Linked DNA regions of Homo sapiens: region 2 is linked to region 1. Evidence: read pairs that join two places in POLR2A ChIA-PET (ENCODE). Cell type or tissue: MCF 10A. All regions are shown on one strand. Region 1 overlaps FOXP1 (forkhead box P1). Region 2 overlaps FOXP1 (forkhead box P1).

Region 1 (5,000 bases):
TGTTAAATATGAACCGGAAATACTGTTTTGAAAGATACATTTACTAATCACTTCAACACGTACACTGTAAAGTTGTTATTTATTATGGGCTTTGTACCAAATATTTTAAATATTTTAGCATATGAAAATACCACTTCCCATTATCAAGTCTTCAGGTAACAATAAACTGTTTTAACTAAAATATTACACAGATAAATGTACCATTCCCTATTAAGTTATGATCTTTTTCGAAGAACAAAAAAAGTAAAAAATTTAAATAATTTTAAATTATTTTAGAAATACTAGTACTAATAACGAACATTAAAACTAGTAGGAAAGGTAATCATCATTTTTTTCTCCAAAATAATTCTATTTTATTCTAAAAATGATTATGGATTACATAAGGAGCAATACTCATGGAGATGTTTCCATCAAGAAAGCACATACGGTGCGATGGTCAGGGCTCAAAAGCTGAGAAGCCTGAGTTCTGGACCCGGTATGGTCTTCAGTCACTAGTGTGGCCCCAGGAGAGCCATTTATCATCTCGATTCCAGTCTCTTCACCTGTAGGGTCAGGGCATTAACCGATGCTCTTCAAGTTCCTTCTACCTCTAAGCTTCTGTCTTTTTGAAAGAAGCATATTTCTTCTAAATACTTTAAACTAATTAACTTCTCCTTTAAGCTTCCTGATTAAAAAGAGATTTTTGGTTTTTGTTTTGTTTTTACCATGATTCACTCTCATGCTGACCTGCCATCAACACTGAAGATGTGCTGTGACCAGAGAGTTTTTCAAGCGCTTAGAATGCTAAGCCTGGCACCAGTACCTAACCCTATTGAGCCAGCATCCCGGCGGCTGGCAGCATCCCCTGGGTGCCCAGGAAAGGCTTCCATTCCTCTCCAATGAGCATAGCTCCATGTCCTGCAGAAATCTGTCCAGATGTATTCTAGATTGATGCTTCTCAAACTTCTGTGCATAAGCATCTTTTGGAGAGCATTTCAAAATACAGATTCCTGGGACCCATCCCCGAAGACTCTGATTCACTAGATCTGGAGTGGGCCTGAGATTCTGCATTTCTAGAAAACTACCAGGAGATGCTGATACTACCAATCATGGACCACACTTCGAGTCAAATGGCAAAGTCCTATTCTCCAAGCCTCCAAGCAGCTTTGAGATCCAAGAAGTACTTCCAAGGCTCAGACATGCTCCCTAAAGCCATGAAGTCTATGTCACATAGAAAAAAAAAAAAAGAAAAGAAAAAAGAAAAAGAAAAGAAATGAAGAAATGGGCTGAAGTTGTTTACCATCTTTAGGATAAAATTTGAATTTCTTTCCATGGCCTGAGGGCCCTACATAATCTGGCCACTTTCTACTTCTCTGACGCTGCCTTAACTACCAACCCAATCCCAAACTATAATCAATGTAGATACAGTGGTCCTCCTTTTGTTTCAAGCAAGGCAAGTGTCTTCCCATCTCAGGGCTGGTGCACTTGCTATCTCAGCTTCCCAAGATGCCATGAGCCCATTCTTTACACAACTGGTCCCTTCTCAGTACTGGGACTTAGGGACAAAGGCCACTTCAAAAAGCTTGTCCTGCCCACCTACTTAAGTTAGGTTCCAAGTTAGTCTCAATTATATCATCCTATGTGCTTACTTCAGAGCTTTCGCCCTGATCTATTTGCTCATTTGTCTTCCCCACTAGAATATAAGCTCAATTAGATAAAAGAACTATTTCTTTTCATCGCAATGCTCCAAAATTTCAGAAAAATGCCCAGCTCATAGCAAGTACTCAATATGTATCTTTTGAGTGAATAAATGAATCAACAACTGAAAGAAGTAACTTTTCGGTACTCTCTAAAAATATAATTGCCATTTGTTGAAAACTCATTATGTACTGGGTATTGTTTTAAGTCTTTTATAATCATTATTTCATTCTATTCTTACAACAAAGTTCTTAGCAGATATTATTATTTTAAACTCAATATGTGGATAAGAAAACTGAGGCACAGGGAGTTTTAGCAGCCTGACTCAACTCTATAAAGCTTGTGCCCATGGGAACTCTATATTTTCCAGCCAATACCCTAATATAAAAGTCCTGAGTTTTTGTGATATACCCTTCTGACTCAGGCTTGCTCAAGTGAATTTTGGCACTACCTGACCATGCTGGTACTAACAATCATGGGCCACATTTTGTAACAGGCAGGTAATGCAAATGAGCGAGGAAGGCCAGGTGTAAGGTAACAGGGAGAGGGAAGGAATGTGGCAAGCTGAGAAATCCTCACTTTATCAGCTTCAAGGGGGAAGCCATTGTACTTCCCCCTCCAATTACTGCCACATGGGCACATACCCTCAAGAACCTCAAGAGCTTTCAATTCTACAAATAAAGGCAGTAATCTAGATTTCTATTTAGTAAAATTCCAGAATTTTTCAAAGATGGCAGCTAACTTTTTAAATAAGTTATATTTAAACAAAACAAACATGTTGCAATCCCTGTAGCAAAGGATGGATGAGGTCATGCACTGTCTCCAGTTTTATGATTCCAGAGTGATTCAGAAGCACAGAGAAGCAGTACGGGTGACACAGAAAAGCACAGTAGGTGTCTGGGCAGATAAGAGCTTTCTAGAAGAATTCATTATCTTGAGGTTTTGGGAGGAATTGGAAGATTGGGTGGAAAACGCATTTCACAGGTCAGAATATCATACTCGAAGGCTTGGGGGTGAGGAGTAGGCAAGTCAACAGCAAAGATCAGCCATGAGGAGAGGGCTGGTGGAGGTTTCCTGTGGGAGTTTCGTTTTCATTCGGACTGGAGTGAGTAGCAGCTTTCTAGCTAAGACATAAATCGGTTAAACAATACTCTATGTGGCCGGCCACAGTGGCTCACGCCTGTAATCCCAGCACTTTGGGAGGCCGAGGCGGGCGGATCACGAGGTCAGGAGATCAAGACCACACTGGCCAACATGGTGAAAATCCCTCTCTACTAAAAATACAAAAATTAGCTGGGTATGGTGACGCCAGCTACTAGGGAGGCTGAGGCAGAAGAATCGCTTGATCCAGGGAGTCGGAAGTTGCAGTGAGCTGAGATTGCGCCAATGCACTCCAGCCTGGCGACAGAGCAAGACTCTGTCTAAAAAAACAAAAGAAACAAACAACAACAACAAAAAGACAAAAAAAAACAATGCTCTATGTGTATGGTCATTAGTGCTGTCTTATTTGACTTCTAATATTTTAAAGTAACCAGGCATATCTAAAAATAAAGGGTGAATCACCACTGTGGTGTGTGGAAGTGTGTGTGTGTGTGTGTGTGTGTTGTTAAGAATTCAACAGTCACAGGACTGAATTCCATCTTCATGGAACCCCATAGCTAACTAAAATACTTAACTGTTCTGAACTCTAGACATAAAAAAATACAGCAACTGAAATTTTTAAAAATACCAGAAGATAGATACCCAAATAAATTATCCTTTCCACAGTACAGAGGCAAAAACAAAAAAGAAAAGAAAAAAATGACAGAAACCCCCACCCGCCTACGTAGAATTGTATAACTAGAAAAACTATCTCTTAAAGCTGAGGGTGAAATAGAAGCTTTTTCAAACAAACAGAAGTTTATCACCTCTCTATAAGGACATTCTAAAAGACTTACTTCAGACCAAAAAGAAACAATTTCCAGGAGAAAGTTTTTTGATTTAAGAAGGTAGGGAACAGCCAACTTGTGAAGTAGAGTAAGTGAAAAGTAAATGCACTAACAAACAATGTGCAAGTCTCAAACATTTTTTTAAAATGTAGCAGTACCCCCACTTGCTTTCTACCCCAGCTCACGGTATTTACACTGTAGCAATATCAATCACCAAGGCCATGGACTGCAAATGTGAGTGTGCAGGGAGGCACCAGCTTGAAGCCCAAGTTCCCACCCTCCATAGTCCAGAGATTCTTAAACAAGTTCCAGGAATCTGCTGTTCTACCCAACAGATACCCCAGGTAACTCTGATAAAGATCTGAAGAACACTGCATTGCTCTCTGACTACTTTAGGGGAAGGAATTATTCAGTGAACCCCCAGGGGCTCATCCCTGGGAGGCTCCAGCTGAGAACACTATCAAACCTTTGTTCTTTTCCACTTCACTACAGCCCCAGAAGTACCTTGGCCCAGGAGGTCAGCAGTAACCCTGCCTCAACCCTGCTAATCAAGAGCTGCAATAAATTAAAAGCCCATTGAAATATTTTAGAGAAAAGCCGAGAAGTGCTGAAACATTAATTGTGCCATATTCAATCTGTTTTCCTAGAGATTTGAAAAGCCAGATTACCATCTTGGGGGTCATTAGAAAGAATGAAGCTTTCTCCCTTTTCAATTTACATATTTAAAAATGCATGCGTTCTGGCAGTGGCTACTAAGTCCTTTCCAACGCTTTCCAAGTCCTGTGGCTACTCCAAATGCCACAGTCTAGCCATGGAGAGAGAAGCGTGGAATGCCACCGGGGCCTGCCTTGTTTCTGTAAAGCAAAGGAACCCAAATCCCAGGGCCTGTGGTTGCAAAACAGCTCCAGAAAAACAGGTAGAGGCAGAAACAAAACAACAAGTGATGTTTTCTTGTTTTGTTCTCCCCTGTTTATTTTTCCCTGAAGCAATCCCTGCTCAGTACAAAAGTCTGCAGGGAGCTAGAAAGAGCAGCTGTGGTTCCCTGAGGCCGGGACCTAGCAATCAAGTTGTTTACCAAACACTGCCAGGCACCAGGAAAACAACAACAGCACAGACAGCATTTGCATCTATTTTTCAACCTCCAAAAGTCTGCCCTGGAACTTGCCTGCACAGCTGAGAGAAGAGCTTAAAAATTAAAGGAATGAACTGCACTGGGTATTGGCCTCCATGGCCTAAATGTAATCAAGTATTCCATTTCTATTGAAGAATGTCTATCCTAAAAAAAGAGGATTGAGGAACTGCAGAATTTCAAGCAGTGGATTGATAACAGACAACATGCTCATCACGGGCATTTCTGAGCATGCCAACAAAGGCCCTCTCAGCAAACTGACATCA
Region 2 (5,000 bases), 72 kb before region 1:
AGAAACTACAGGGGAAAGTGAATAAATATCATTTTCCTTGATTCTGACATCAGGATAAAAAAAATTAAACACATTAAAGGTGAATTTAGCTAGGCGATGTCATCCTCTACCCTCAGGTAAATGTATGCCCTGTTCGTAATTTCAGAAAAAAAGAATAAAGTTGCACATGGTTTCAATATTTTTTCTGTGCTAGAACAATCTAGTTATCTTTTTATTCAATAAGAACACCAAAATCGCTTGTGTTTCCTAAATAATCTTGAATTTATATAATTTGACATTTTTTTCAAAGAAGCATAAATTGTGTGAGGGCCATCTCCCCAGCGTAGGACAATAAATGGCAGGGCATCCTATTTTAGGATAACCACAATATGCAAACATCAGAACCCAGCCGACTCAGGACAGAGACACCTGCGTAGTGAATGGTTCACACTAGAAACAGAGGGGCCGCTGGTCTCAGGACCTCCTGACCAAAGAAAGGCTGGCTTGACTCTTCTTTCATCCAAGTGGGATGATGTCACCAAGCCACTGCCCAAACCTTCTCTCAGAATGGCTGACTTACTCTTAAAACCATCACCACCTACCATAATTCTCTTAAACAAAAACAGACCAGTGTTGGCCCTCCTATGATTAGCCTCCCAGCTGCCTCTGAACTGCTGATGGAGCACCTCCATGTGAAAAGCTCAGAAGGCAAGTCATAATTTGATCCCCTCTTGACGTGGCCTTGGTTTCCTATTTTATCATTTTAGGAGATGCTTCCTTTTGAAATTTTCAAACAACCCAGCCCAACTTTTTAAGACAGTCTGCAGTCACCCCGCAATTGGGATGCTGAACATCTTTTACTTTCAAGCACTGCGACATCTTAATGGTGTGATGTGGAACAGGAAACATTAACTCACCCGCTAGTTTCAGTCACACTTCACAGCTTTCTAACACAAGTCAAGGACAACACGTAAGGAAGTTAGAAGTCAAGGGGAGTGATAATGCAGGCACTTCAGAAGAGAGAAGCATGCAACAGCATCAGCATAAACACGAACTTCTCAACCAACAACCCTCCCCCTTTTCACTCCTATTAGAAAAACTACATACAATCCAAAATGTTCTAGTGCTCCTTAAACCTAAATGCACGTGAATCACCTGGCCATCTTGGCAAAAGACTGATTCAGTCGGTCTGGGGTGGGGCCTGAGACCCTGCATTTCTAATAAGAACTCAGGTGATGCCGCGGCTGCTCGTTTGAGGACCACACTTTGAGCAGTGAGGGCATGGGGTCCCTCCCCCACGTCCTCACCTCTCTTCTCACCCTTCCAGTGAGGTCAGGAGAGCCCACAACTGAAAACAGGTTTCCACCTGAACAAGGCTGAAAACTTGTTTCAAATGAATCTGAAGTGTGGGGAAATAATCGAAAAGAAAGCCAAAAAGAATAATCGCCCAAGCTGCAACAAGTCCTTCCAATTAAACAGAGAAGGAACTCACTGGTAGTGCTGTACAGCTCCCACACTTCAGAGAAGGATCTAGGGGACAAACTTAACCAATGGAAGAAAAAAAGGGGTGAATGCCCTCTCTCTTGGCTGTGTAAGCCTTGAAATTCTTTCATCTCAGTAAGAGTTACCTACCATTTCTGGGTACACACACACACAAGCGCGCACACACACACACACTCACACACCCCTTCTTTCATATGGAGAAAACACAAACCAAAACTCCAATACAAACCCCCATGTGTAAGCTAAGACAAGTCAAGATTTCCTTGGAGAAAACTAAAACTCATTCAGGAGCCAGGAAAGAGCTGCCTGAAGCCCAACACCCAGCCCAATATCTGAGGCCTCCAACTCTCCAGCTGCTACAGGCAACCCAGTAAGATGCCAATGTCTCTGGTTCAACAGGTTTAGAACACCTCCAAGTCCCCAGAGACAATTTCACATCTTCAAAGCTCTCACTGAGGGTGAATTTATGAATCCACACAGCACCTACAAGTTCTTCCTTCCCTAGGTGCTATTAAGCCCATTTCACAGATGAGGAAGCAGAGAGAGACATAAGAATTGTGGCAACTTGCCAAGCGCATCGCAGAGCAAGACCAAGCGTGCATCCAAAGTGAGAAGGCTCCAGGCTCCCACTCCCAAGACCAACCCAGCCACTCAGAACATCCTAGTCACAGGCCCTGAAGCGGTGTTCCTTTGGCAAAGACAGAGGTTCACCTTGGACTTCTGCCAAGGAAAAACACATTAGTCCTAAAGGCGTGTCCTCTGTCTCCCCTCGCAAACTGCTCAACTTTATAGGATATCCGGGATTAGACCAGCTTCTCCTCACACAAAGAGCATCCCCCTGCTGGCTGGCATGCTCAGACATGGTTCTACCAGGGGTACAAAGCAGACCTGACAAAGAATCATAGGCCATAGAACCAGAATTAGAGAGGTAGCTGGCCATGGGGCCAACACAGGGGCCTCCCAGGCTGGCCTGTGTGGATTTCTCAGTCACGTTATCTGCATCCCAGGCACACTGTATCTCCCACCTCACTGAGCCCTTCAGCAACCCTGGCAGGGAAGTGCTATTATGCTCCCCCGCCGCCCCGCCCATTCTATGTGTGATCTAGCTGAGCCTGAGACATCTTCAGTTGTATTTAATCAGCTTGTCTTAGGTCACATGATTTCATGAATGGCCCTAAATATACCCGCAAGTCCATAAAGATGCACCAGCAGAAATATATTTCTATTTTTATTTCTTACTTATTTTATGTACATATTTATTTTTTAGAGACAAGGTCTCCTTATGCTGCCCAGGTTTATCTGGAATTCTTGGCTTCAAGTGGTCTTCCCGCCTCAGCCTCCCAAGTCGCTGGATTATAGGCCCAAGCTGTCAGGCCTGGCTTAGAAACATTTCTAATGCTAACATTTCTGCCAGAATGCCAACCTTTTTCAATAAGTAACAAAGAACTGCGCTGAAGGATGGTCCTTTAACCATAGTCTCACCAGCAGCAAGAAGGAAGGGACAATGATTTTGGCGACCAGGCAAACAGAGGCATCACCTCCTCTGCAGTCAAACAGGGAAGATCATAAATCCCAATTTGGGCTTTCAAGTCATAATTAGGATAATGTCCATCTTTTGCAAGCTCTGGCGATGTTGCAAGCACTGGGTAGGGCGCCTTCCCTATCTCATTTGTAATCCCCACCATAACCTTGCAATGTTACCAATGAGGAAACAAGTGCTTTGCCCAGTGCCCACAGCCAGGTAAAGAGGATTCCATGTCTGGTTCTCCTGACTCTAAATTTGTGATATTTCCACCACACCACACCATGGAAATTAGGTGGTTCTGTAAGAACACTGGGGACCACCATGCCTAAGAATCATAAAATGCAGCTAACTTCCAGAGGTGTATTAATCAAACCCAAAACTGTCAGAAGGTTTTTAAAAACCCACAAAAATCCGCACTCCAATTTTGCCACTAATTTCCAAGCCATCATAGGAAAACCACCAAAACAAGGTTGGTGTCACTGCCGAGCTGAAGAAGTGGTCCTCAGAATTCATCCAGCAACTGCTGCCTATGCTGGGCTGGCTTCTGTCAGCAAAAGTGGAGGACACAGCCCTGGCCTTCAAGAATCCAATGTTCCCATTGGAGAAGCCAAACACTTTCATGAAACAACGTCCAGCCTGGGGTGGGAGGAAGTCACAAGCCAACTGTAAGAGGTAAGGAGTGATCAAGAACAGGGAAAGCTTTTTCTAGGAAGAGGGAAATGTGTATGGCAGTTGCCATACTCTCAGTGTTTACTCAGAAAAAGAAAAAAAGCACTATCTTGAATTTGTATTCATATACTGGAAATCTACTAACTTGCAAGTGTCAGACAATAATCTACAAGGTGTCTTCATTTTCCTGTTTTTTTTTGTTTCGTTTTGTTTTGTTTTGTTTTGTATGAGACAGGGTCTCACTGTGCTGCCCAGGCTGGAGTGCAGTGGCACAATCTCGGCTCACTGTAGCATTCACCTCCCAGGTTCAAGCAATTCTCCTGTCTCAGCCTCCTGCGTAGCTGGGATTACAGGCATGTGCCACCACACCCGGCTAATTATTTGTTGTTGTTGTATTTTTAGTAGAGACAGGATTTTACTATGTTGGCCCAGCTGGTCTCGAACTCCTGACCTCAAGTGATCCACCCGCCTTGGCCTCCCAAAGTGCTGGAATTACAGGTGTGAGCCACCACACCCAGCCATTTTACTGTTCTTAATACAGACTCTGGTTTCCAAATCCATTCCAAGGGGCCACTGCAGTGTGGAGGGTGGGGAGGGGAGACCAACTTCTCAGAGCTGGAACTCCCTCAACTTCCTGGTGTATAACCGTCTCCTCAGCTCCTGGCAGAGTCCCTGGCAAAATAAATGCTTAATAAGTATCTGCTGAATGAAAAAAACAAGGAGAAGCTTTGAACTCATGCCCTTACTCAACCATAATAACTCAACTTTTGTTTATTTTAAAGGTGGGGGGGCTCTGAGTAAGATTTCATTTGGTCAAGGCAATCAAACCACTTAAAAAAAAAAAAGAACTGAAAAAGACATGAGATTTATGAGTATCTATGAATACCTCAACATTTGCCCTCATTTCTTTCTCTACCATGACATTCATCCAACATGAAGGGCCATTAAATTGAGCTTATTCAAACTCTTGCAAATTTCCAGGATCCCAACCATGTACACTCACCCACGTATAGCTGAACCACATCAATCAATAGTGTGGCCTGTTTAAGACCACAGTCTGCAGGCCAGCTGGGTTTGACTAACATGCTGGCTCATCCAGGTCTCTGCCCAGGACTGAAAATACCCTAGCATCAGCTCAATGCATGAGCCTCTCATCATGCCAGCTCTGATCCTATGAGATGTTGAAAGAGGATATTAACTTGATGGTGATACCTCTTGACCTAAGAGCTAGAAAACAGGGCACTCTGGAAATGCAGGTAGGTCTGAGGATTGAAAAGATCCTATGAACATTGAAAGAATCAGGCAAAGGAGTCAGGGGAGGGAA

What was found. ChIA-PET counts read pairs that join two places held together with the same protein. Peaks named below come from ENCODE experiments on the same cell type or tissue, not always from the same donor. Only the 100,000 strongest peaks of a DNase experiment are listed, where the experiment ranks them.
Region 2: POLR2A ChIA-PET joins it to region 1 with 27 read pairs; 12 of 35 experiments call an interaction of 5 or more read pairs at or near these places.

The regions. Positions count from the first base shown.
Region 1 is chr3:71,493,705-71,498,704 of GRCh38, forward strand. The region is part of intron 2 of FOXP1 (forkhead box P1); the gene reads right to left. Among named protein-coding and RNA genes, the nearest start is that of MIR1284, 46 kb to the right of the region's middle. RefSeq lists an enhancer at 3,745-4,683. In MCF 10A, no CTCF peak of the experiment used is centred here; DNase peaks (open chromatin) are centred at 2,167 and 2,517.
Region 2 is chr3:71,421,230-71,426,229 of GRCh38, forward strand. All of the region lies in intron 3 of FOXP1 (forkhead box P1), which reads right to left. Among named protein-coding and RNA genes, the nearest start is that of MIR1284, 120 kb to the right of the region's middle. RefSeq lists an enhancer at 771-820. In MCF 10A, no CTCF peak of the experiment used is centred here; a DNase peak (open chromatin) is centred at 2,192.